Linked DNA regions of Mus musculus: all the other regions are linked to region 3. The links are chromatin loops, found by intact Hi-C in ENCODE. Cell type or tissue: heart. All regions are shown on one strand.

Evidence for each region. A loop is a pair of places that touch in the nucleus more often than their neighbours do. Peaks named below come from ENCODE experiments on the same cell type or tissue, not always from the same donor. Only the 100,000 strongest peaks of a DNase experiment are listed, where the experiment ranks them.
Region 1: a loop joins it to region 3, with 7 times the contacts of the local background. A loop is called at or near these places in 37 of 42 quality-filtered maps.
Region 2: a loop joins it to region 3, with 4 times the contacts of the local background. A loop is called at or near these places in 5 of 42 quality-filtered maps.

Annotation. Positions count from the first base shown.
Region 1 is chr11:22,613,289-22,621,288 of GRCm38, reverse strand. Gm12052 (predicted gene 12052) reads right to left here. Exons shown (of 5, transcript NR_166746.1): 2 at 7,806-7,952; 3 at 4,800-4,888; 4 at 3,459-3,932; 5 at 2,797-2,968. Among named protein-coding and RNA genes, the nearest start is that of Gm12052, 5.6 kb to the right of the region's middle. In heart, no CTCF peak of the experiment used is centred here; a DNase peak (open chromatin) is centred at 3,528; H3K4me3 peaks cover 595 bases; H3K27ac peaks cover 503 bases.
Region 2 is chr11:22,977,970-22,985,969 of GRCm38, reverse strand. Commd1 (COMM domain containing 1) reads left to right here and starts at 3,686. Exons shown (of 3, transcript NM_144514.2): 1 at 3,686-3,891. The coding sequence starts at 3,715. In heart, a CTCF peak has its summit at 3,610; DNase peaks (open chromatin) are centred at 3,679 and 4,209; H3K4me3 peaks cover 2,048 bases; H3K27ac peaks cover 1,847 bases.
Region 3 is chr11:22,222,386-22,230,385 of GRCm38, reverse strand. The region is part of intron 5 of Ehbp1 (EH domain binding protein 1); the gene reads left to right. Among named protein-coding and RNA genes, the nearest start is that of Ehbp1, 60 kb to the left of the region's middle. In heart, a CTCF peak has its summit at 4,561 (motif pointing left); no DNase peak of the experiment used is centred here.

The sequences.
Region 1 (8,000 bases), 390 kb before region 3:
ACCCCACCTACTTCTCTACTGTCAAGCTATTGGCTGTTGGCATCTTTATTCACCAATCAGAATTAACTTGGGGTCATTAGGGCTATATGTAGATTCTAGGTGGGGGTGGTGGGGGTGGTGGTGGTCTGCACTTAACATTACAATACAAGCAACTTCAGGCTGGGTAGGCTAGAGACAGAAGAATGCAGGGTGGTGTCTCAACTGCTCCAGTTGGATACACCCAGGTATTTTAGATTGGGGTGAGGTCCCAGGCCTGCCTTGAAGAAGGCTCAAGAACCAGGCTAGATATAGTATTGCACGAACTACAGCATTAAGAGGCATGTACTGGCTTCCAGCTGGGGCTCTTGCCAAGGTAGGACGTGAACAATGTACAGTTCTGTTCCTTTGTCTCTCTGGATCATAAAGGACAGCATAGAGCCAAGTCTGGTGGCCCAGGCCTGTGATCCCTGACACAGGAAGATGGTCAACTCAAGCACAGCCTGAGCCTCAAAACAAAAAGTAAGAAATGTGGGAGGGTCTGGTCTGATTCCCAGTATCACAAAAAGATAAAATAGAGGCAGAGGCAGGTGGATTTCTGAGTTCAAGGACAGCCTGGTCTACAAAGTGAGTTGCAGGACAGCCAGGGCTATACAGAGAAACCCTGTCTCGAGAAACAAACAAACAAACAAACAAACAAACGAAAAAAAGAAAAGATAAAACAGAATGAATGAATGAAATAACAAAGTGAAGATAGCATTACACCAGTGGGTTGCTGGTGGGGGAAATCACTGCTACATTGATCTAAAAAAGAGTTGGGCTATTGCCCTGAAACCCATCTTGTTTGGCTTCCTGTCCTACTTAATGCTTTGGAATATTTTTTTTGAAGAGCCTCTCTTAAAGTATGATTTAAGGCTTACCACGGGATGAGTTGACTTTTTAAAATTGAAGTATAATTTTTGGACAGTAAGATGTATTTGCTCTAAGTGTCCTGTGTAATCACCACACAATCTGGTTTTAAAAGTCATCACCTCAGACTGACCCTCTGTCCCTTGTGGCTGGTCCCCAATCCTAGGCTCATCTCTGGTCTCAGGCAATGGGCCATCTTTCTGTCTCTGTGGATTTGCCTATTCTGTAACACCATTTTCATACAGAGCTGGCTGGCCTTGAAATCACAATGCCCCTGCCTCTGCTTCCTGATACCGGGTGTGTGCCACCAAGCCTGGCTAGGTTTGCATCTTAACAGGTTATGATAAGTGGAATCAAGTGACACTCAGTCCTCTGTGTACAGCGTCTTTCAGCCAGTGTGGTCTATGCATTCTGTATGAGATCTGTTCCTTTTGGTTTGTGGATAATAATCTACTCACATACATTGCATTTCCATGCACTGTTGACCATGGGTTCTGGGCTGTAGCTATTATGTACAAAGCATGTATATTCGTGTAGGTGGTTTTACATACATGTATTTAGTTATCTCAGTTGAATCCTTGTTGTGGACTGGATCTAATGCTATTTGTGTTAATTCAGTTTCCCAAATCACATGGGAACCTGTACGTCTGTCTGTAAGACTCTGAGGGTCCTTGCCCACAGTTGGCTGTAATTGGTAAATAAAGTTGCCAGTGGCCAGTGGCTGGACAGGGAGACAGAGGGGGGAACCTTAGATTTTCCCGGCAAGGGAACCATGGGGAAGCAGGAAAGTCATGCCTAAGAGCTGCAGGAGACGAAGTGTACAGCCATGTAAGCATCTGGGTAGTGACCCAGCTCCTGGCTGCTTAGGGCATATTAAAAATGAGGCTGTGTGTGTGTGTGTGTGTGTGTGTCTTTCATTCGTGAATCTAAAACATTTGGGCAGTGTCTTAGTCAGGGTTTCTATTCCTGCACAAACATCATGACCAAGAAGCAAATTGGGGAGGAAAGGGTTTATTCAGCTTACACTTCCATACTGCTGTTCATCACCAAGGAAGTCAGGACTGGAACTCAAGCAGGTCAGAAAGCAGGAGATGATGCAGAGGCCATGGAGGGATGTTACTTACTGGCTTGCTTCCCCTGGCTTGCTCAGCCTGCTCTCTTATAGAACCAAGACTACCAGCCCAGAGATGGTCCCACCCACAAGGGGCCTTTCCCCCTTGATCACTAATTGAGAAAATGCCTTACAGTTGGATCTCATGGAGGCATTTCCTCAACTGAAGCTCCTTTCTCGGTGATAACTCCAGGTGTGTCAAGTTGACACAAAACTAGCCAGTACAGGCAGGTATCGAGGAGTGCGCTGTGCGAGCACCCGCAGTGGAGTTTAGATCGAATGAACCTTCTAATGGCTTCAATCCCTGGCAGCTACTCCTGGGAACACAGTGCCGAGTGATCCGGTTATGTATGCTCAGTTTTAAAAGAAATTGCCAAGCTACTTTCCAGGTTGGGTATGCCATAGAGTCCCTCCAACAGTGTGTGCGGACTGGGCTTCTCCAAGTCATCAAAAAAGCAAAATAAACAAACAACAACAAACAAACAAGAAACTGCTTGCCCCTGTCACTTTGACTGTAGCTGCCCAGCAGGTGTGAAATCTGTTCTTCGTTGCTGTTGTTTGTTTGTTTGTTGCATGTCTACGGGCTAGTCTTTTTGATGTGTTCCTTGTCTTCTCTGCTACCCTATCTAAGAATTTGCCAGCAATATTTTAAAGCTCAGGAGATGGCAGATAAAACTCCCTGGGGATGGAAATGGGGTTTGTCTTGTTCATTAGCCACTTAATTCTAAGAACTCACTACTGAGTGGGAAGCAACACATTACCTCAGTGCTGCTGCTTTTTTAAAAAAGCTACAAACTCAATACCTCAAAACAGCACACATTTATTCTTTTAAAGTTCTTGACACCAGAGTTTGGAATTTCATTGGGTCCAAATCAGTCAGGGGAGACTCTGGGCACTGTAGAGGGAATCTGTTCTCTCCTGACTCTCTCCTTCTCTCCTCAGGTCCTCCTGCAAGATGGCTTGCCTTCTGTTCTGTAGTGAAATAAATATTCCTTTACCTCACTTCCCCTTTGGTGATATACCTGATTACATGTAGAATCTACCTAAATAATCGAGGGTAACACACTCTAGGTTTCTTTTGCCATTTAAAGAAACTTCCTGGGATTAGGCCGTGAATATCTCTGGGGTATTTCAGCTGACTACCCCAGAGATAGGTCAGCAATCTGTCTGCATGAGGAGGCCTCTGAGGTTTAGGTTTGGAGTTGGTTGGTTCGGACAACGGTTCCTGTTGAGGGGTCTTCTGGAGGCTCAGGTAGGTCCTAGAGGCATGCTGATTTGGGCTCCATAGCCCTTACGGCTCCTCTCACTCTTTTTCCTAGAAACAAGAGGAGCGGACAGCACTTGGGCAGCCACCGGGTGGTGGAGGGGCCTCTGATGGTGCCCAACATCCTGGCCCTAGTCTTCTACCACCCACGCTTACTACACAGCAACCCCTTTCCCATCCCCATCTCCTTACCCTTACCCTTACACTTGCCGCCCCTTGGGAGTCGGCCACGCTGCAATCTCTCAGGTGGCCAGCAGGGGTCAGCATCCCCGCGCAGAGGGTCTCGAGGCTGCGATGGGTGGAGCAGGGCTCGGTGGTGTCCTCCTGCCACCTCTGGTACAGGTCCTGAGTACAGCCAATGTGTCTCCACTGCTTACCCGCTCTCTTCTCTTCGCTTTCCACCTACGAGAAGGCGGCTCCCTCGGGGTCAGCTTGGAGGAAGCTAGCCTCCACAGAAGAGCCGGGAAGGAGGACCAGAGGCACCGGAAGCCCAGAGGCCTTCCTGAGAGCAGGAAGCTGTTAGATTTAGAATGAATTTTCTCCCAAGTGTCTCAGATTGTTGGCCAAAGTTACTCTGATTCTAACGTCCCGTGGTTCCTCGTCCAGCTGGTGGGTTTGGGTGGAGCCTGGTGGAATGCTTGGGCCAGTGCCTCGGGTCTGCAGTAAGAGAGCCTGGCAAAGCCAGGCATTAAAACCTCAGCCCAATTACGTTCTTTTCCACTTGTGTCCTTCCTAATTAAAGGAGGCCCTCTTGATGCCAGCATGGAATGCTGCAGACAAGGAGAAACTAAATTCTGGTCTCGAACTCAACAGCCTGTCTTTAAAGCAGATTCATTATTCACGATGAATAAAAAGTAGCTATAAACACTTGTGTATGGTGGTATGGATATACATTTCCGTAGTTGGGAATGTCATGTGTTTTTCTTGCTTGTAGAATTTCTGATTGAAAATCTTTAAGATAGTTGGAAAACAACACAGGTATCGTGGACTGAGTGGTTGTTTTGTATCAGGCAGAATATGTGTCTGAAAGGGGCGGGAGGGTCTTCCGGTCCACCCTGACTTTGGGAAGCTGCAGCATACTAGCTCTGTAGGGCATTCGGTGCTGCAGCAAAGACAGCCCTGAGAGAGACCCTTGGTGGATGGCCCTTTACTGTATGCCTGAAATCTGCATCAGCTTGGTCTAGGAGGCTTGTCTCTTTGGAATTTCTTTGTGGTGACATGGTCAAATCAAAGACATGCAGAGCCAGGCCCCGTCTTAGCTGTCCTGGGTTGCATCTAACTGAGTCCCCCATTTCCCTGACCATGTTTCCTGACTACCTCAGTCTATGGAATGTTGACTTTGTTCTTCAGCTCATTTTCTTCACCTTTACAAGAGATGTTTGTAACAGAGTAAAGCGGGGCTAACTAACACTTTCTAGTACCTCAAACAATTGCCACACTGCCAGATATACTTGTTTCACAGGATCATCTGCAATGCTAAATTTCCTTTTTATGTCATCCGTGGAAGCTCCTAACCAAAGGGGGATGGAGAATACTCACGAGTCTGAGTGATGTTGCATGTCATTGTGTGGTCTCACTATAAGCACTTCTGAGGGCTAAGCTTTCTCAGGTCCTGATGAAATAGCTCTCTAAGACAAACAAAGCAACAAAACAACTCATAGAGCCAAAATACTAACAATCAGCAACAACAGGCTCGATATTGTTAAGGTAAGTTACTGAATGCTGACATTCACAACAGAACATAGACAAGTATCTGTAATTAACCAGGTCAAAAAAAAAAAAAAAAAAAAAAAACCTGTTTACTTTCGCCTCAGGAAAGACTTTATTTATTTATTTATTTGTTTGTTTATTTGTTTATTTATTTATGTGCACCAGGCTAGGAATAGCATTTACTGCCCTGGAATGTTCTCATTCAATTCTCATGACACACGCGTGTAGAAATGATTGGTGTATACATATTATACGTGATGAGCAGATGAGCTTCTTCCCCCCCCCCCCCCCCCCCCCGAGACAGGGTTTCTCTGTGTAGCCCTAGCTGTCCTGGAACTCACTTTGTAGACCAGGCTGGCCTCGAACTCAGAAACCTGCCTGCCTCTGCCTCCCGAGTGCTGGGATTAAAGGCATGGCCACCACTGCCTGGTTCAGATGAGCTTTTGTTTTCTTTGCTTGCTATAATTGAGATGAGCTATTGATAGGGAGTCCACGCACAGCCACCAGTGAGGGTGGCTGCTGAGTTTTGGTCTCTCAGTCATCCAGCTTCTTGGTTCTTTCTGTCGCAGTGTTTCCACATTTTGTCCAAATGTTTGAGAGTCATCCATCACCTTTATCCACTAACCCTCTCTCTTTCTATAATACTAAAGAGTTCACCATTATGTTTCCTTTCCTGGAGGATCCTGGGCTTCTCACCTGAACAGGGGACGGCACTGTATCTTCTTTTATTTTTATTCACCTTGCTTCTAAAACGTTGCTTGGAGTCCATCAGATGGTCCAGTGACAGGTACTGTGGACCTGAAGGTTGCCATTCCACAGTGCTATCCTGAGGTCAAGTCCTGTTAGTGTGGGCTGCTGCTGATCCACTTCAGGACCAATGGTTCTAAGTAGCACCATTAGCATCAAAGCCTGAGGCCCTATGACTTCTCCCTAGTAGAAAAGCCTGTCACGCGGGTGTAGAATAGATCTCTCCTGCACTCCTGTTCTTCTATGTATCAAGGTCCCTCATTAGCACTCTCTTTGGTGAGATATACGAATCCCTCTAGGGACTCTTTCTTAAGTCACACTTCCTTAATGACTACCAACTGTGCGCACAATTATTGTGGTATTGTCTATCTTTCTGGAAAAATTTTCTCCCCTGATCACCAAATAATAGTCTCATTATATTTGCTATATAATAGAAGATTCTCACTCAATTTGAAGATTAGGGAAAAAGTGGAATCAGTAAGAATTCCTAACTGCAGTAAGAATTGTTACTACTTATGCTTCATCTTTGGTGTGCCTTTAGAAATCATCCAATACCAATCTGTGAATAATTTAATATTGCTGGAAAATAATATTGTGGTGTGTTGTTTACAGAATAATTAATGGCCTCTACCAGTCAGCAATGTAGAATATTGGTGGTTTATATAAAGCAGTAAGTCAATTTTTAGACCTTTTGGACTGGATATATTGTCTCATATATGTCTTATAGTTCTACTTTTAATTTAATGGGTACTTGTTAGGTATCAGGCACTTAGAACAAAGGCAAGAGATTTTGCCCTTGTATTTGCCTTGCAGAAAATATTTATTAAAGTGGCTAACAAGGTAGTGGAGGCAGAAGACACCTTTGGGAGATAAAAGCCCCACACAGTGGGTTCCAGTGAGATTCAGAGTCAAGGTTAAGGAGTGTGATTTCCCAGAGTGGAGCTGGGCTCTGTGGTGTCTATCTCTCTCCTTCATGAGTTCCTATCAGGACTCTTGCTGTTGGACTAAACGGGATTTGGGAGAACACCAAGTATTTTGAGGGTACAAGCTCAAAGGAGCATGTTTGGTTTGGTTGGGAGGTGAGATGAACAGGCCAGGGCCCAGGTGGTGAAGATCCAGGTAAGTAGACATTAAACACAAGCAGATAGCACAGTTCACTGGGGTTCCCATGTCCAGTGTTGGTTGTTTTGGTTCCCTGAGGCTGAAGTCTTCTTTGCATACCTGTGACTGGCCAATGGGAGTAGGCAACCTTGCCTCTCTTATCCCACACAAACAGGTAAGGGTTCACTGAAAAAAAAAAAATGGTCACTTCCCCTCTACTAGATCAAGGAACTTGTCCTCATCAAGGAAATCTGTGAAAGACCCCAGAGGTAACCAAATCCACTGCTGGTTAAAGTGTGTCCCCAAGCAGAGGGACAACCCATAGTCATCTGGGGCATTTGTTAGCTAAGACACACATGACCCTCATTCCAGAACTCCGGAACCCACTCTCTGGCGTGGACCTGATCCACCATTACACTGCCTCTCAGGAGTATTCAAACTGCAAGCTTGAAACCAGACTTTTGCTCCATGTTTCATCCAGGAGGTCTGGGACCTGCTGGGTAGAACTGATACTGTTTGTAATGGCTGAGCTGGAGTGGCAGGACAGGACGACTCCTGGTGCAGCATTACCCAGGCCTCAAGATGTTTCCTCTGACTGTGGACACCTGGAGTTCTCACTCTGGCCATCTGGCCCTGAAGAGGTCAGCTCAGGAACTTTGGAAAATTCCACCAGACCCCTCCCTTCCTAGAAGAGAAAGGTCATAGAGCACAGAGGCACCCCTCCTCTCTGGAAGGGAGAGGCTAATTACATTCCTCAGACCCCAGGGGGTAGGTGGTGGTGGGGACTAACCATCAGCCACCTCCGGGTGTGGGAGGCCCAGAGCACGTAGACAAATTCCACAGGACAGACTGACCATTGGCCACCTACAGACAAGGGAAGTCCTTACCACCCCATTCCCTAAAGACCAATCAGGTTAAAAGTCATACTGTTCTGCCAATCACATTGTGCCTAATGGCTGCTGCACAGAAAACTATATAAAAACTCACCAAATGGGCTGTTCTCTCACTCTCCTTTATGTGCAGGGCAATACCAGCATGCTGGAACAATAAAATTTTTCTTGCTTTTGCATCGATTCTCTGCTCAAAGTTGTTCACATCTTCCTGCCCTGACTCGTTCTTTTTCCCTCTATGTAACTGAAAAAGAGGAATTTGCCCTTGGAGTCTTAGGTCACCAACTGGGAC
Region 2 (8,000 bases), 760 kb before region 3:
AACTTAAATTCCATGTAACGGTACAAGCACCTGTGTAAGGTTTATACAACACACGTGTGGAGAGCTTTTGGGGCCCACCATCTAGGAACTTGGCAGGACTTTGACATTGGGCTAGGACAAGGAAGTAGGCTCAGGATGAATACAGCTGAGGAGTGTGTTCTTTGTATGGTGATGGGTCTTGTTAAAATCCGGAAACCAGTAATCGTGGGACTTTTGTTTATGCTTTGTGTTTGTTCCTTGACCACATTGTTTATGCCTTAGGACTGACCATACTCTGTGTATGTACTTAGAATGCTATCAAAGCAGACTGGAAAAAACCAACCTGCTGCAGCCTCAGCACTGGCTGAAGTCATGTTATAATGTTGTCTAGTTGTCCTTTCCTTTTCGACCTTCACTCCCTCCCTGGAGGCCCCATTGACTGACTGAGCTGGCTTAGTCAGACACAGCTAGCATTTTGAAGTTTGGGGTATAAAACTCTACCTCCCAATCAATTGTGTTGGGGGCAAAGAGGTTCTTGTGCTCACAGATAAGCACCAGGGAAACCAGGAGTGTTAAACACAAAGGTTTGTTTCTTCAAAGAAAGAGATATACCATGTTTTCTGTTCAGAAGGCTGGGGTGGCTAGTAGCCTTGGTGACCTCTGCGCTGTCTGTATGGCCAGGGCACATCTGGCTCGCCCAGACTTTTATGTTTATCTTAGTCATTCTCCCTAGACCCTTTTCATGAGTGCTGTTTCTCTGTCAGCAGAACCTATCTTTATGGAAGAGGTCACATGTACTTTGAAAAGACTTTCAATGTAAGCATATCTTAAGTTTCACTGTACACAGAGGAGTGACTTAATTATTATCAGAAAACTCTTTTCCAAAATTGTGCTCTGGTTAAATATGTCTGAAGTAAACTGCCCTGTGTCAGACTCCTGAAGTTTAAACCAACACCAGTTCCCGAGGTGTAGTCAGTGGGGTTTCCTTCTTGCCTCAAGCGATTGATGCTTTGCTGGCTAAGGTGTTTTTAGAGACACCCACTCCCCCTCCACATACACATACGTAGATTTTTAGGTTTTTTTGTTCGTTTGCTTGCTTGTTTTGTTTTTTGAGACAGAATCTCATGTGCCTAGGAGTGCAAAGAGGCCAGTATATAATAAACCTCTGCCTGGCCTGGAGCTCCCTATGTAGCCCAGCCTGTCTTCAAATTTACAACTGCCTATTTCTACCTCCTGAAGGATGGGATAAAGACATGTGCCACCATACCTGGATTAATAAGGTTTTTTTCAAGATTTATTTATTATTATACATAAGTACACTGTAGCTGACTTCAGACGCACCAGAAGAGGGCGTCAGATCTCATTACCGGTGGTTGTGAGCCACCATGTGGTTGCTGGGATTTGAACTCAGGACCTTTGGAAGGGCAGTCAGTGCTCTTACCTGCTGAGCCATCTTGTTAGCCCCGATCAATAAGGTTTATATCGACATTTTAGACCTAATTAAAACAATTTTTAAAAATAGCCACTGTTTGTGTACTCAAGTCCTCAACACAGTATGAGTTATATATGAAATGAATCTCTGGTCTTTCATATGGATATTTAAAAATTAAAGCAAATTCACTGGAGCTGGAGATGTTGCTTAGTGGTAGAACACCTGCCTAGAACACACATAGCCTTGTGTCTAATCCTCTCAAAACACAACTAAAGTAAAAACTTAAGGGTTCTTTGGAAAGTCAGCTGGGTGGTGCTTTGCTGGAACAAACATGTGAAGGAATGTTTAGCTGAAGCAGACACAGGAGAGGGGATGTTTTACATAAACAAACACATGAAAAGACACACGATAAAAGATTATTTACTAACAATACACATACATTGGTCTGCCTTATATTATATAGTTGAGCTACATTTGTCGGAATGCCATAGAGAGAAAGGTACCAAAAAACTTTTAGTGGTGTACTATAGTTTGTGAGCTGATTGGGTGTGTGTGCTGAGGCAAGAGCTGTGCTCTAGGTGAGACACATGGAGGACACGTGATGTTTGGAGGGCATAAACAGGACTCCAGAGACAGAGCCTGACTTGCTGATGCAGCTAGCTATACAGAACAACCTCTCCCCAAACCTCAAATCCACATCTTTTATGGAGCCACAGTTCCAAACACATCTCCTTAAAAAAAGATGGAGGCATTTGGCTGCCTTGCATGCCTCCTCACCAGTGACATAGCTGTGCTTAAACACACTGCAGTTCATAGTCTATTATACCATTTTCCTTTATTTTAATTTTTTTTTTTTTTTTTTTTGGTTTTTCAAGACAAGGTTTCTCTGTGTAATCCAGGCTGGCCTCACACTCAGAGAATGCCTCTGCCTCCCAAGTTCAGGGATTAAAACCCAGTATGCTATTTTTATTTATTTATTTTGGTCTTTTTGAGACAGGGTTTCTCTGTATAGCCCTGGCTGTCCTGGAACTCACCTTGTAGACCAGGCTGGCCTCGAACTCAGAAAACTGCCTGCCTCTGCCTCCTGAGTGCAGGGATTAAAGGTGTGTGCCACTATGCCCGGGTTTTTATTTTAAATTACAATTAGCTTATACTAATTTTTCCAATTGGGAGCTAATTTACATATTGCAAAACTGTCTTTTAGTGTATACAATTCACTGTGCTTTGGTAAAGGACAAAGCCGTGTAGTTATCACCAGTGGCTGCTCATAGGCATTTTCATCATCTGAAAACAGACTTTGTACCCATTATGTCATTTCCTATTCTTCCCTCCTTCAGTCCTTGACAACTGGATTTTTGTATGGATTTGCTTAATTTAGCAGTAAATAAGATTGTCCAGTTGTCTTTCATGTCTGGCTTCATTCGTTTCACGCATTTTTTTTCTTTTTTTCTTTTTAATTATGTAGGCCTGTCTGTGCACATGAGTACATTGCTGGTGGAAGCTTTCAATTTCTGAGGTTGGAGTTACAGGAGGTTGTAAGTCGCCTAAAGCGAGTGCTGGAAACTGAACTTTGGTCCGCTACAGGAATAGTATACATTCTTAACCATTGAATCTGTCCAGCCCTCATTTAGCACATTTTAAAGGTTCACCTATATTATAGTATCATGCTACACGCTTATTATAGCTGAATATAAGTAAGGGTTTTTTTTTGGGTAATTATGTAGATAAGTATTTACTAATGCGATTCCACTTTAAGAATGAAAATAAGGCTTTGAAAAATAGTGGTTATAGAAATGGAGACCAGACTACTGATAATGGCTAGAAAGACAACGTACGGGTATACACAAAGGAATTAATGCAAGCAAAGAGATCATGTCCTCATGAAGTAGCTACATTTGGGGGGCGTGGGGAAAAGATTATAGAGCTTAGAACTGAGTAGTAGGCACTGCTCATTTAATTGCAAGCTGTAGAATGAGATACAGCCATCGAAGAATTAAGGTGGCATTCTTACGGAGTTACAGTTAGGTATCTCCAGCCAGCGATCGTTCCTTTGAGTGCGCATTTGCACATCGGAGTGAAGAAGGAAACAACAAAAACACAGTGACTCTAAAGGAAACTGAGTGGATTTGGCTGTGGTGGAAGTAGTGGATGTGTGTGGCAGAGCAAACGAGAGAACTGTTTATATCGACTAGTGGAGGAACCCGGCATCGCGTTCCGTGGCTGCCTTTGCCAGCTTTTATGGCCCTTCTCGGCCCCCGTAGCGGACCGGAGCTCAGCCGCTGGGCGGCAGGCCCTCCTTAGCCATGGCGGGCGATCTGGAGGGTGGCAAGTCCCTGAGCGGGCTGCTGAGCGGCCTAGCGCAGAACGCCTTTCACGGACACTCGGGTGTCACGGAGGAGCTGCTGCACAGCCAACTCTATCCGGAAGTGCCACCGGAGGAGTTCCGCCCCTTCCTGGCGAAGATGAGAGGACTTCTCAAGGTACGGTGGTTCCGCCGAGCAGCCCTGCCCTCCTCGCAGCCTCAGGCCCGCCCCCAGCCTCGGGTGCTGCTGTCTTTGGGCGCTCAGCGACCCTCCTGAGCCGTGGAGGTCGCTCTGTTGCGCCCTTGTTTTAGGGACACATAACGGTGAAAACATTGATTTTTTTTTCTCTCCCTCAAGACTTTCTGTGTCTGTAGTATAGATAAGTTTCGAGTTTTTTTCGCCTCGGACTTTGATGTTGCACCGGGCGTTGTAGTGCACTCCTTTAATCTGTGCACTTGGAGAGGCAGAGGCTGGCAGAGAGTTGTGTGAGTTCGAGGCCAGCCTGTTGCACAGAGTTCCAGGGCAGTCAGGGCAATGTGGTGAGACCCTTGTTTAAAGAGAGCGAGAGCGTGCTTGCCAGCTTTCCTGGGTTGTGGAAGTTGGGGAGCGTTAGCATGAGGTGGTTGGTGAGATAAAGGATTGATTAACTGGAGTAAACACCATTAAAGCAGTCGACTCTATGATTTCCAAATGGAACGAAGTATACATCAGACTGTCTCATGAAAACTATTAGAGGGCAACATAACAGGTGAAATTAACTAAAAAGATTTATTTTTATTTTATGTGTATGGGTGCGGTGCCTGCATGTGCACTGGTGGTTGGAACGGTTATAGGCCACCACATGGGTGCTGGAAACCCGGGTCTTCCTCAAGAGCATTATTAGGGCTCTTCTAAGCAGTCTCTCCAGTCCCCCATTCCACCTGGGGTTTGAGATAGGATCTCTTGTAGCCCAGACTAGCCTTGAACTCACGTGTAGTTGATCCACCTTCCACTTCCCAAGTGTTAGAATTTCAAGCAGCTACCACCATCTCCTGCTGTGACCTCTGTGTGTGTGGGTGGCATGGGGTGGGGTACCTTGCACTATCTCACTCTGTGTGGGGGGTGGCGTGTGGGGGGATACCTTGCACTATCACTCTCTACCTATCTTTCCAGACAGAGTCTCTCTCTCACTGTACCTGGAATCCAGTCTCACTGACTGGCTAGAGCAGCCAAGAACTCAAGAGATCTGCTTGTATTTGCTCTCCCAGAGCTTGGGTTACAGAAATAGGGGACCATGCCCAGCCTTTTCATGGGTGCTGGAGAATCAGAACCAGGCCCTAATTGAGCTATCTGCCCAGCTGGCAGCTGGTTCCTGTGACTTTTTTTTTTTTTTCCCCTTGGGTAAGCTGTTATAACTAAAGTGTATTCAAGGTATCTATCATTTATGTAATTACTATTCAATGTATTGTTTTCACAAAGTCTTTATTTTCTGTGTATTGAAGTTTTGCCTGCATGTGTATCTCTGAATGTGTTGGAACTTCTGATGCTGGCGTTACAGACAGTGGTGATCTGTCATGGGGATGCTGGGAATTGAATCTGAATTCTCTGAAAGAATGGCCAGTACACTTAACTGCTGAGCCATCTCTCCAGCTCCTTCACAAAGTCTTTAAAATATGATGTGCATTTTACATTTAAAACATTTTAGTTGCAACTAGCCACATTCGAAATGGTTAAAGTGGCCATATGTGGCTAATGACCACTGTATTAATTCTGATTACAAGCCATGTGGCAGCTTACTCTAGTCTGTCACTCCAGTTCTAGATCTAGCACCTTCTGGTCTTCATGGCCTCAGCTACTCATACAGTGCACTTATATATATGCAGGCAGGCCACTCATACACATAAAATAAAAATCAATACACCTTTAAAAGGTGAAGTGGATGGTGAGGGAGGCAACTCCCTAGGAAAACGCTTGCCGTGAGAGTAGGAAGCCCTGAGTTGGATCCCGGTTCTCAGATAAATGACAGGCATGTTTGGAACCCGGCATTTGTGAGGTGGAAAAAGGCAGATGTTTAGACTTCACTGGCCAGTCGGCCAGCCTAGCCAATTAGTGAGCTCTGGGTTCCGTGAGACCTTGTGCTAGAATTTAAAAATAGGGTTGCGGGCCAGCGAGAGCTTAGCAGGTGAAGCCACTTGCTGTTAAGCTTGACAATCGAAGTCCCTGGAACCCACATGGGAGAAAGAGAGAATTAACTGTGGCAACTTATCCCCTGGCCTACACAATCACTTTTTTTTTTTTTTTTTAAAGAAAAAGCTGGAGAGTGGTAAAGCAGGATGCCTGAATTCAACTTCTTGCCCCCACAGCACATGTACCCATTTACATGTAAGTGGGAGTACCACTGAGGACGCTTGCTGTTGATCTCTTACATCCAAGCGCACACAGATGAGGCGGCAAATTTAATGTGTCTACTTTTTTGTTGGTTTTCAAGACAGTGTTTCACTGTGTAGTTTCAACTGTCTAAACAGCCTAAAACCACACTATTTAAAGTTCCTGTTAAATTTTAACTTGCTACTAAAAATCCTTATTCTTTTATTTATTACATTTATTTTATCATGTTCTCAAGACAGGTCTGTATGTAGCCCTGGCTATCCTGGAGCTTACACTATAGATCAGGCTGGCCTTGAAGATCCACCTGCCTGTGGCTCCCAATGCTGAGATCAAAGGCAACACCACTACCTAATTTTTCTTACAATATTTGAATACGAGAAAAAAAATGCAATTACTTCACAGAAATTGACTGGAATTGCCTCATGCAATGGGAGGAGTCACTTGTGGTAAAGTAGTGTCAGGGTAGCCAGATGTGCCAACACCCTGGAGGGCAGACAGGGCATCTTGAATTGTATGTATTTATGTGTGCCTGTGCATGTGAATGCAGGTTCCTGTAGTGGCTAGAGGTGGTGGATTCCCTGGAACTGGAGCTACAGGTAGTTGTGAGTAGCCTGATGTGGGTTGCTAGGGTCAGAACTCAGGTCCTCTGAGAGACCAGTGCATGCTCTTAGCCACTGAAATATCTCTTGAGCCCCAGATGTCTCTAGTTCTTATAAAAACATAAAGTGAAAATGATTTTTAAGTGGAGAATGCCTATTATTTAAGTTTTATTACATATATTTATTGTGTGCATAGGTCAGAGGATCACACTGAATCCCTTCTCTTCTTCCACTGTATGGAATTGCTTTTGTTTCTGAGACAGGGTCTCATTATGTAATCTTGGCTGGCCTGGAACTCACAGGATCCACTGCGTCTGTCTCCTAAGTGCTGGGATTAATGGTCTGTAATACCAGGTGGTTTGGGGGGAGTCAAGTCCAGATGGTCAGGCTTGGCAGCAGTGTCCTTTCCTGCTGAGCCATCTCATTAGCCCATCCATCTTTAATAAAAGGGAACATACATAGATATATGATGTAAGGGTGTCATAGTATTTACAAGCAGAAGAAACTGTGGACAGAAGGCATTCTTTCTGCCAGATTTTTTTTCCTTTAAACTAAAATCTACTCATTTTATTTTCACAGTTCATGATACAAATGAAACTACTTTAAAAAAAAGTCTCTCTACTCCTAGCCAAAACTCTTCCCTACGCTAGATATGGGGAGAAGTTTGCTTGTCATACCACTATAAAATACTCCGGTGTAGCCCCATGGTCTGAAACAGAAAAGCAGGGAACTGATGATCCCCTGTTCTTACCTGTCTGCCTGCCTGTGCCATGCCATGCCAGGTCAGTGCCATCTCATCACTGGAGGCCTGGACACCAAGGGGATGTGTCTCTCATGGGTGGCCTCATTGGAGGAACAGGTCCCACAGGCATCACCCCAGGAGGAGGGGCTGCTACTGGCATCATGGAGGTGTCTCCCATGTTGGGTGCTTGCATCATACCAGAGTGTGGAGGACCCCGGGGACTGGAGCCAGGTAAGATCTTGGCCCCTTCAGGAGGTGGAACAGAGAATGTAGCAGGAGTGTCTTCCTTGTTGAAATGAAGCTGTCGTTTTTGTCAGCCAGGCTCTGGAAGTAGTCTTTCCCACTCCTCTGTTCCCACCACTGCAGTGTCTTACAGACTGAGTCATGGATAAGATGTGACAACAGTAGTCATAAGAGAACCATCTCTATCCTGCCAGACTCCATGTTGCCCCTCCCCACCCCTTTTTTATACAGGGTTTCATTGTGTAGACCAAGCTGACCTTGAATTTATAGAAATGTTTGTTTCTGCCTGTTGAGTGTTGAGATTAAAGGCTTTCACTACCACCACCACCACCAGT
Region 3 (8,000 bases):
AACAAGACATGCTGCCTGGCTCTCCCTTTCTCCAAATCAGTCCATTCTCAAACGCCAATTAAATCAGTATGTTCTTTTCAACTATTCTTATCATGTAGCTCATGAAACATAGAGTTTTTAAACCAAAATATCTACAGAAATTAGTTTTTATGGTGTAAACACATCATTGTAAAATATACCTGGTGATGTACTTCAGAGAAATTAACTTTTATAGAAAACTCTAGGTTTTAAATTTTGTAGTGAATGAAATACTTGACAGAATTATCTAGGGTATAATACTTGACACTCACACTTGTGTGGAGTGGAGGTCAGGGCCCGTGCTGTCCTGTGGCTGTGGAGTGGAGGTCAGGGCCTGTGCTGTCCTGTGGCTGTGGAGTGGAGGTCAGGGCCTGTGCTGTCCTGTGGCTGTGGAGTGGAGGTCAGGGCCTGTGCTGTCCTGTGGCTGTGGAGTGGAGGTCAGGGCCTATGCTCGCCTGTGGGTGATTTCCATCTCTCGTGTGAGACCCGGAAGCTTACATTTGAGCTGTTTCCAGTCTCCCTTGCCCCTTTAATTTTGACATGGAATCTTGCTGTGTGGCCCAGGCTGTCCTGGAGTTCCTAGCCGTATAACCCTCTTGCCTCAGCCTCCCTAAGCAGATGTGTCTATAAGCATGTGCCCCTGTTACTGGCTTTAGGGTAGCATCTTTTAATTAGTAACTATTTAAAAAAATACATATCAATATATGTTTATGAAGTGAACTGTAGATATTGTTGAACATTCCTTTTTGTGAATTTTTTAGTACAATTCCCTGCTGCCACCTCCACTTCGAATAGTTTCTGTAGTAGTTCCCATTTCAGATTAGAAATAAGAAAAAGAAAATTGAGTTGTGCTGTAAACTAGCTTCTCATTTAATGGGAGACATTAATTTGGTTTTATAGCCAAAACATAATTTTGTAGTCATGAATATTAAGGAAAATAACGTCTGTTTTTTAAGCTCTTTTACTGATCAAACCTTAATGGAGGACTGGGAATGTGGCTCAAGTACGGTATGACCTGGTGTGTGGAGAGCCGGGGTTCAGTGCTCACACAGCAGAACGGTGGCCTGATGGAGCCTGAGCCTGCTGGCACGCGCTTGCAAACCCGGCATTTGGGAGGTGAGGTAGAGGGAGTTTGAAGTCAGCCTTGGAGTCATAACAAGCACAAGGCCAGCCTGAGCTTCATAGTAAGACTCCAGGGCAGGTCTCAGGACCACTCACTGCTAGAGTCTTGCCCAGAATGTAGAAGACCTAGGGTTCTGATCTCTAATGCCATGGAGGGTCGGGGAGGGCAACAATGAAATCTAGGTATTTGATAAGATAACTTGAGAAAAAGAAAAATTAACAAATAGATGAGGTGATAATTTCCCGGCTTTTGGTAAAGATGATCACATCAGTAATAATGCTCACTGTGAATCCATGATAGGAAGAAACAATTTCATAGAGAAATGTGTTATGGTTGCATTTTGTTGACTTTACCTGTCTTTATGGCACCATTTTGTTTTGTTCTTATTTGTGAAAAGATGGTTGTAAGGGGCTGGAAAGATGGCTCACTGATTGAGAGAACTTACTGTGCAACCATAAATTCCTGAGTTCGGATCCCATCACCTATATAACAAGAAGGGTGGGGCCTGTGTGTACCTGTCCCTGTGCCTCCAGCACCCTGGGGGCAGAAACAAGAGGGTGTCTGGGGCTGACTGCTGCCAGCCAAGCTGAGAAAGAGAAGTGAAAATGAAAAAGCACAGCCTCCAGATTCAGGAAGAGACCCTGCCGAAAAACACAGGGAATAGAGAAAGATAGATTCGGGGAAGAGACCCTGCCACAAAACATAGAATGGAGAAAGATACCTGCCATGTACTTCTGCCCTCCGTGTGCACGTCCACACATAAAAACATACACTGCACCCCACACATAAACACAGGCCTGCACATGTGCGCGTGCACACACACACAAAACCAGTAATGAGTTTTGATCTGCTTCCCAGTATAATGTGTTTACTTTTAAAAGATTAATGAGAAAAAGGTTAATTGTGTATATATTATTAGGTATATAGTTATTACACTCTAGAAGTCTTGTGAACTTACTATACTCTTAATCCGTGAGAAAGAACACACACACACACAAACACACACATACACACACACACATAGTGGCTGAAATGTTTTTAAACTCATTATTTGGTGAGAATACACTGCCTTTGTGTGTGTGTGTGTGTGTGTGTGTGTGTGTGTATGTGTGTCCATGGTAGTTTGTGTGGGTGCATATGTGTATTCAGGGTCATGTGTGCATGTATGTGAGGCTAGAGGTTGATGCTGGGTGTCTTTAGCTGCTCTCTACAGTATGTTTTGAGGCAGGGTCTCTCGTTTGCACTTTGAGTTCACAGACTGAGCTTTCTAAGAACCTCTCTCTGCCTCTGCTTCCCAAGTGCTGGGGTTAGAGGTGGCCATTCAGTTGGGTGCTGGGGTTAGAGGTGGCCATTCAGTTGGGTGCTGGGGTTAGAGGTGGCCATTCAGTTGGGTGTTGGGGTTAGAGGTGGGCATTCAGTTGGGTGCTGGGGTTAGAGGTGGGCATTCAGTTGGGTGCTGGGGATCAGAACTACAGTCCATGTTTGAGTAGCAGGTGCTTCAGCTGTTGAACTGTCTTGCCAGCCCAAGAATTAGGACAACTGTCATAAATTATGAACCACCTAATGCCAAGGAATGTCGTGTAAATCTAAACCTGGAACAAAATGCTGTATGCACTCACTGGGAAGATAGATTAGAAGTTAGGCAGATCATCTGTTTCAGTTTTAAGATGGGTTTAAACAGTCAAAAATAGATTTGAGAATCTTCTTCTTTATCTATGCAGATGTTTTAACTCTATCAAAGTGTGTTAACTCTTTCCTCTAGAAAGTTCAGGTTCACTTTATACAACACCAACAGGGACACTTGTTGGTTAAGTGAGTCTAATGTAGGCAACCTTTTTTTCTACTTATCCTCTCTGTCCACTATATCATTGTTTCATTATGACAAAATAACTTCGCAGTGCATAATTACTGATTATAGCTAAACCTGGTGCTCATTGCAAGTCCTGATGAATGCAAGAAAAGACCCCTCAGCAGTCTCCTGGAACTGTGCTGAAGGAAAGGACGGTATGAGAACACCATGCTGTCACAGGGGTAGGTCTGCCGGGCAGTGGGAACACCATGCTGTCACAAGGGCAGCCCTGCTGGGCAGTGGGAACACCATGTTGTCACAGGGGCAACTCTGCCGGGCAGTGGGAACACCATGCTGTCACAGGGCAGCTGTGCTGGGCAATGGCTGCTTCGTTTACATCGATATTTATTTTCCATTGTCTCTTTAAAACAACTTTTTGTTTGAGATTTTTATTTTCCAAAACAAAGCTTATCTGTGTATTCCTAGTTGTAGATCATGCTGGCCTGGAAGTCAGTGATGGGATTAGAAGCATGTACTACTTGCCTGGATAAAACCACTGTGTTTTAACTTTGCCTGTGCCAGTGTAACTGATACAGGTCAGTCTGGTCTACTCTGTTGTTTTCATAAGTGAGTTCTTGAACCTCTCTAAGGTTCATAATAAGTGGGCTTGAACTTCTAAGGCCTTTTAATGCTTTGGTCTGTTAGTGTAATTATATAACTAGGTTTTCATACATTGGCGAAATAGTCACTTTGAAAGATGATATATGCTTTAGGAACAAGTTATAAAAGTAAATTAAAAATCACAGTCAAATCTGGAGTCAAATCCTACATTCACCTCTAAAACATAGAAAAATTAGATTGAGAACATTTTGGATTCACAATGCATTTCTGTTGTCTTTGTTTCATTTAAAGTAAATTAAAATTTACTATGTTATATTGTGGGTGTTGGTAATATTTAGGAAACAAAAAGTTAACAACACTAAGCTAAGAAACTGTGTAAAGCCCTAATGAAGTTCATTAATAAGCACTAAACACAATTTTGTCGTCAGTGTTCTTCTATTATTGCCCACTTCCCTCTTCCAGTCAGATCACAGAAGAGGGATTCTGTTGTAAACATGTAATAACCAAGCCCATCTCATGGGCCATCTGATTAACCAACGAGACAATTACTAGCCTGATCTTAGACCTTTTCTTTTAAACCCAAAATCAATAAGTTTGCTCTACCTAACATCTAACCAGGCATTTCTAACTTTGAAATTAACACACGGAGCAGTATTCATCCATGTGCTCAGCAGTAAGTATTCATGGACCATGTAGTGTGTTGCACTGTCCAGGCACTGGAACTAAAGCTGTCTATGAAGCAGGTAGAAGAGCTCTTCCTCATTCTTCTAAGGTGGAAAGAAAGAATAAAACTTAGTGAAACATAAGTCGTCAAAAGAAACAGACGTTAAACATAAACATATAGTGTGTTATGTTAGTGAGTCTCATCCTTTAAAGGCCTCCAAAAAGAATTTAGTATTCTTATCAATTAAAATATTTTAATAAGAAAGTTGGTAATATATTTTATAAGATGGGAAAATTTTGCAATTTGGGGACGTTGCATAAATCTTTTCCTGAGTTGTAGCTCCCCCTAGTGGTAAGTGATAGATTTGACTGGCCTGGAAATAATGTAATTTCTGTAGGTAGGTTATCATGAAGCATCTTTGTCTATGCATAAGCTTACACTTTAAATTGCATCAACATTTTATATAAAATATTTAGCTAAAGTGCTAAATTCTATTGTAAAATATGGATTTTGGTTGCAAGTCAGTTAATACATTTTCCTGATACTGAAGGGCAGGTATCAGAAAAAGAAACTAAAAATCCTTTTGACTTTGAAAGTGTTTCAAGATGTAATGAGTTCTTAGAATTGTTTTTATTTTTTTTTGAAACAGTCTGTCAATATTTTAGTCTTTTCTTGAACTCATGGTATTCTTCCTGTCTGGTCTTCCTGCATGCTGAAATTCCAGGTATAGTCTACCATTCCTGGCTATAATATTAAACTTATACTAGATACTAAATATCCCATTAAAACGAAGTCTCAAGTATACCACCCTTACAAGTCTGCTGGGGACATCCACCCTAGCAGGTGCTATGTGGAGTGCTTTATACTGTATCTCATTTTCTCAGTGCAGTAGATTATGGGTTAGACATGTAGCCCTACTTTAAAAATATTGACACCTAAAGAAGGTGAAGGATCTACTAAGAGTTATGTGGTTAACACGTTAGGATTTCATTCAGTCTCATTTTTCTCCAGGGTCTTTTTCTTAATGCCTGACTCAGTAGTTGCCTCCCTGAATGGTAGAGGTGATAGGTCACTTGGGGTGGGAGTGTGTGGATATTTCATTTGGTAATATGTTTGCTGTATAGACCTGAGGATCTAGGACCTGAGTTTGGATCCCTAGAATCATGAAAATTGGGGCAGCATGTGCCCAGTGCCTGTGGTGCTCGGTGCCTGCAGTGCCCAGTGCCTAGTAGGTAGACACAAGCTGACTACTGGAGCTCTCTGGACAGTCTGCTGGACCAGACTGCGAGCACTGGATTTCAGTGAGAGACCTTGTCTCTATAAATAAGGTGCAGAACAATTGAGGAAAACGCTTGCTTTTGACCTCTGGCCCCCACATGCATGCATATGAATACATATCATAAACACCTATCATCTGCATACAAACACACTAAAAATCAGAGATTGAAGAATCAGAGGACTTTTTAATTGGCCATCTTTAGCGGTAAATCTGTGAGGAAGTATATATTAGATTTTAAAAGGTAGGCTTTTAATATTTATATTAGATTCAGAAGCTATTTGGAGTAATTACTTGGTTGTTATTAGACAGTGTGAAATGGAGTTTTGGGATTTATTACTCATAGAAATTCATTTTCCTTGAGGTAATCTTTTTTATGTAATGCATTTTATATGTAATGAATTTCATACAAAATTCCCAATTTTGTATGTCTGAGTTTGCTTCTTGGAACTGAAAAGCTACTTGTATACAAACAAAACTTTTCAGGCAAGTCTACCACAAGCTGTGTGGCAGTAGATATATGATGTAAATTGTTTTTGTTGTTGTCATTTGAGACAAGATCTCTCTACATGGCCCTGGCTGTCCTAGAACTCAGTATATAGATCAGGCTTACCTTCGGCTTACAGAGCTCCACCAGCCTCTGCCTCCTGAATGCTGGGGTCAAAGGTCTGCACTGCCATGCCCGGCTTGTGATTTAATTTTTATAGTATCTGAGTATTCAATTATACAATGCTGGAGTTGATGTCTCCTTTTTAGGTTATTAAGGATTAGAAAAAACATATATAAAGCATATGAAGGTGTGTGTGTGTGCATGTGCACACACGTACACATGCATATATAAAACTTTCTTTTCTTGAGAGCTTTAAAACAAAAAACCCTAGATTTCTAAATTAATAATTTCAAATTAAATTTTTTCTACTTCTTTTATTTATGTGTTCCATAATTTCTAGACCTTATCTTTAACTAAAGAGCTGATAGTCTCACTAAGATTTTCACCCTTTGGTTACATCTGTCTCCTTATAAATTAAGAAGTGGCTTTAAAGTAAGTGTGCTGAGAACTCGTTAGTGTCTAGCATTGTACCTTTGTGTGTGACCATTTACAATACAACACATGGACGTACTTCAAAACATGAGTCTGAATTGTCTTTATTTGGGATATTTGCATCTCATTTATCCATTCCTAGTGTAATGAGAAATGCCTAGTTCGGGTCAGTGTTGCCATTGTTAGTCTGTGATTAGTGTTGTGTCAGAGCATTTTTTAAAGAATAAAAACTTTTTGGACATTTTTTTATAACCCAACTAAATTCAGATGTAATATATTTGAACATACAGATTTTAGTTTAGCTAAATGTTTTTGTTCTTTTAATATCGCTTGGTTTTGAGTGAACTGAAAAAAAATGTATAATGATAAACCAATCTAGTTGAATTCGCTCATTTAATGTGTGCTTTCTGTTCACCCAGACATGGTTTTCCCTGATACTTTTTTTTTTCTATGAAATTGGGATAGTCACACATCTACAGTGTCTAGCATCTCTAGCTGTAGAGTGAATGTTCTTAGTGATATAAAATACTGTATCTGCTTTAAGCCAAGGCAGCCTTGTGTTTGGTGATATAGAGTAGCTTGTTCGCAAGAAGCTTACTAATAAGGGCCTAGCTAGGGATTCCAGGAAAAGGACGCTCAGGAGCGTTAAAGAACAACAAAGATGGGAGAAGCTAGGAAAGGCTTCCTAGAGTAAGTGGCTACTGAGTTCATCTTTCAAGAAAACAAAAACAAAAACAAAAAACAAGTTAGGCAAATGAGATTCTAAGCAGAGGGAAGAAGAGTCAGCACAGAAAGGGCAAAAGTTCCAAAGGGGAGAGATAATTGGTAGGAAACAAAAGTGACTCAGAGAAAATAGCTCTCCAACTAGTGATCCGCAGGCACCTTCTGTGTGTGTGTGTGTGTGTGTGTGTGTGTGTGTGTGTTACACTGTTAACCCATGGATTTCATAGTGCAGTTCTGTATCCCCCATGGAGGTTAGTGGGGAACCAGAAAGTGTTCCTCGATGCTGTGACCATTGAGATGCCTCCTTAATGCCATGTTTGGTTTGGTTTTATCGGCAGTTTACCTGATGTTACCTTCTGAAATGGATGGAATGGAATATTAATTATGGCTCTATGCAGCCTTGATTCTGAACACTGAACATGCATACAGCACGCTGTGTGCATCACACTGTGCTGCGCTATCCGTGCTGCGCAGAGCACCTAGGAACTGCAGTGTTTTTACTGCTACGACAGTCACTGCTTCTAATGAAACATAATAGTGTGATTACAGAAAACATTTTAAATATTTTTCGAACATCATTCCTTAGTATGAAACATCAAATTAGTATATCTTTGAATTGTACTAGGATATTTTATTTTAAACAACATTGTTGGAGTTTCTAACCTATTGGAGTTTCTAACCTAAAAAAATTTTTCATTGACTTTTCCTTGGAATTTCCAACAATATCTGAAATGACTGTACATA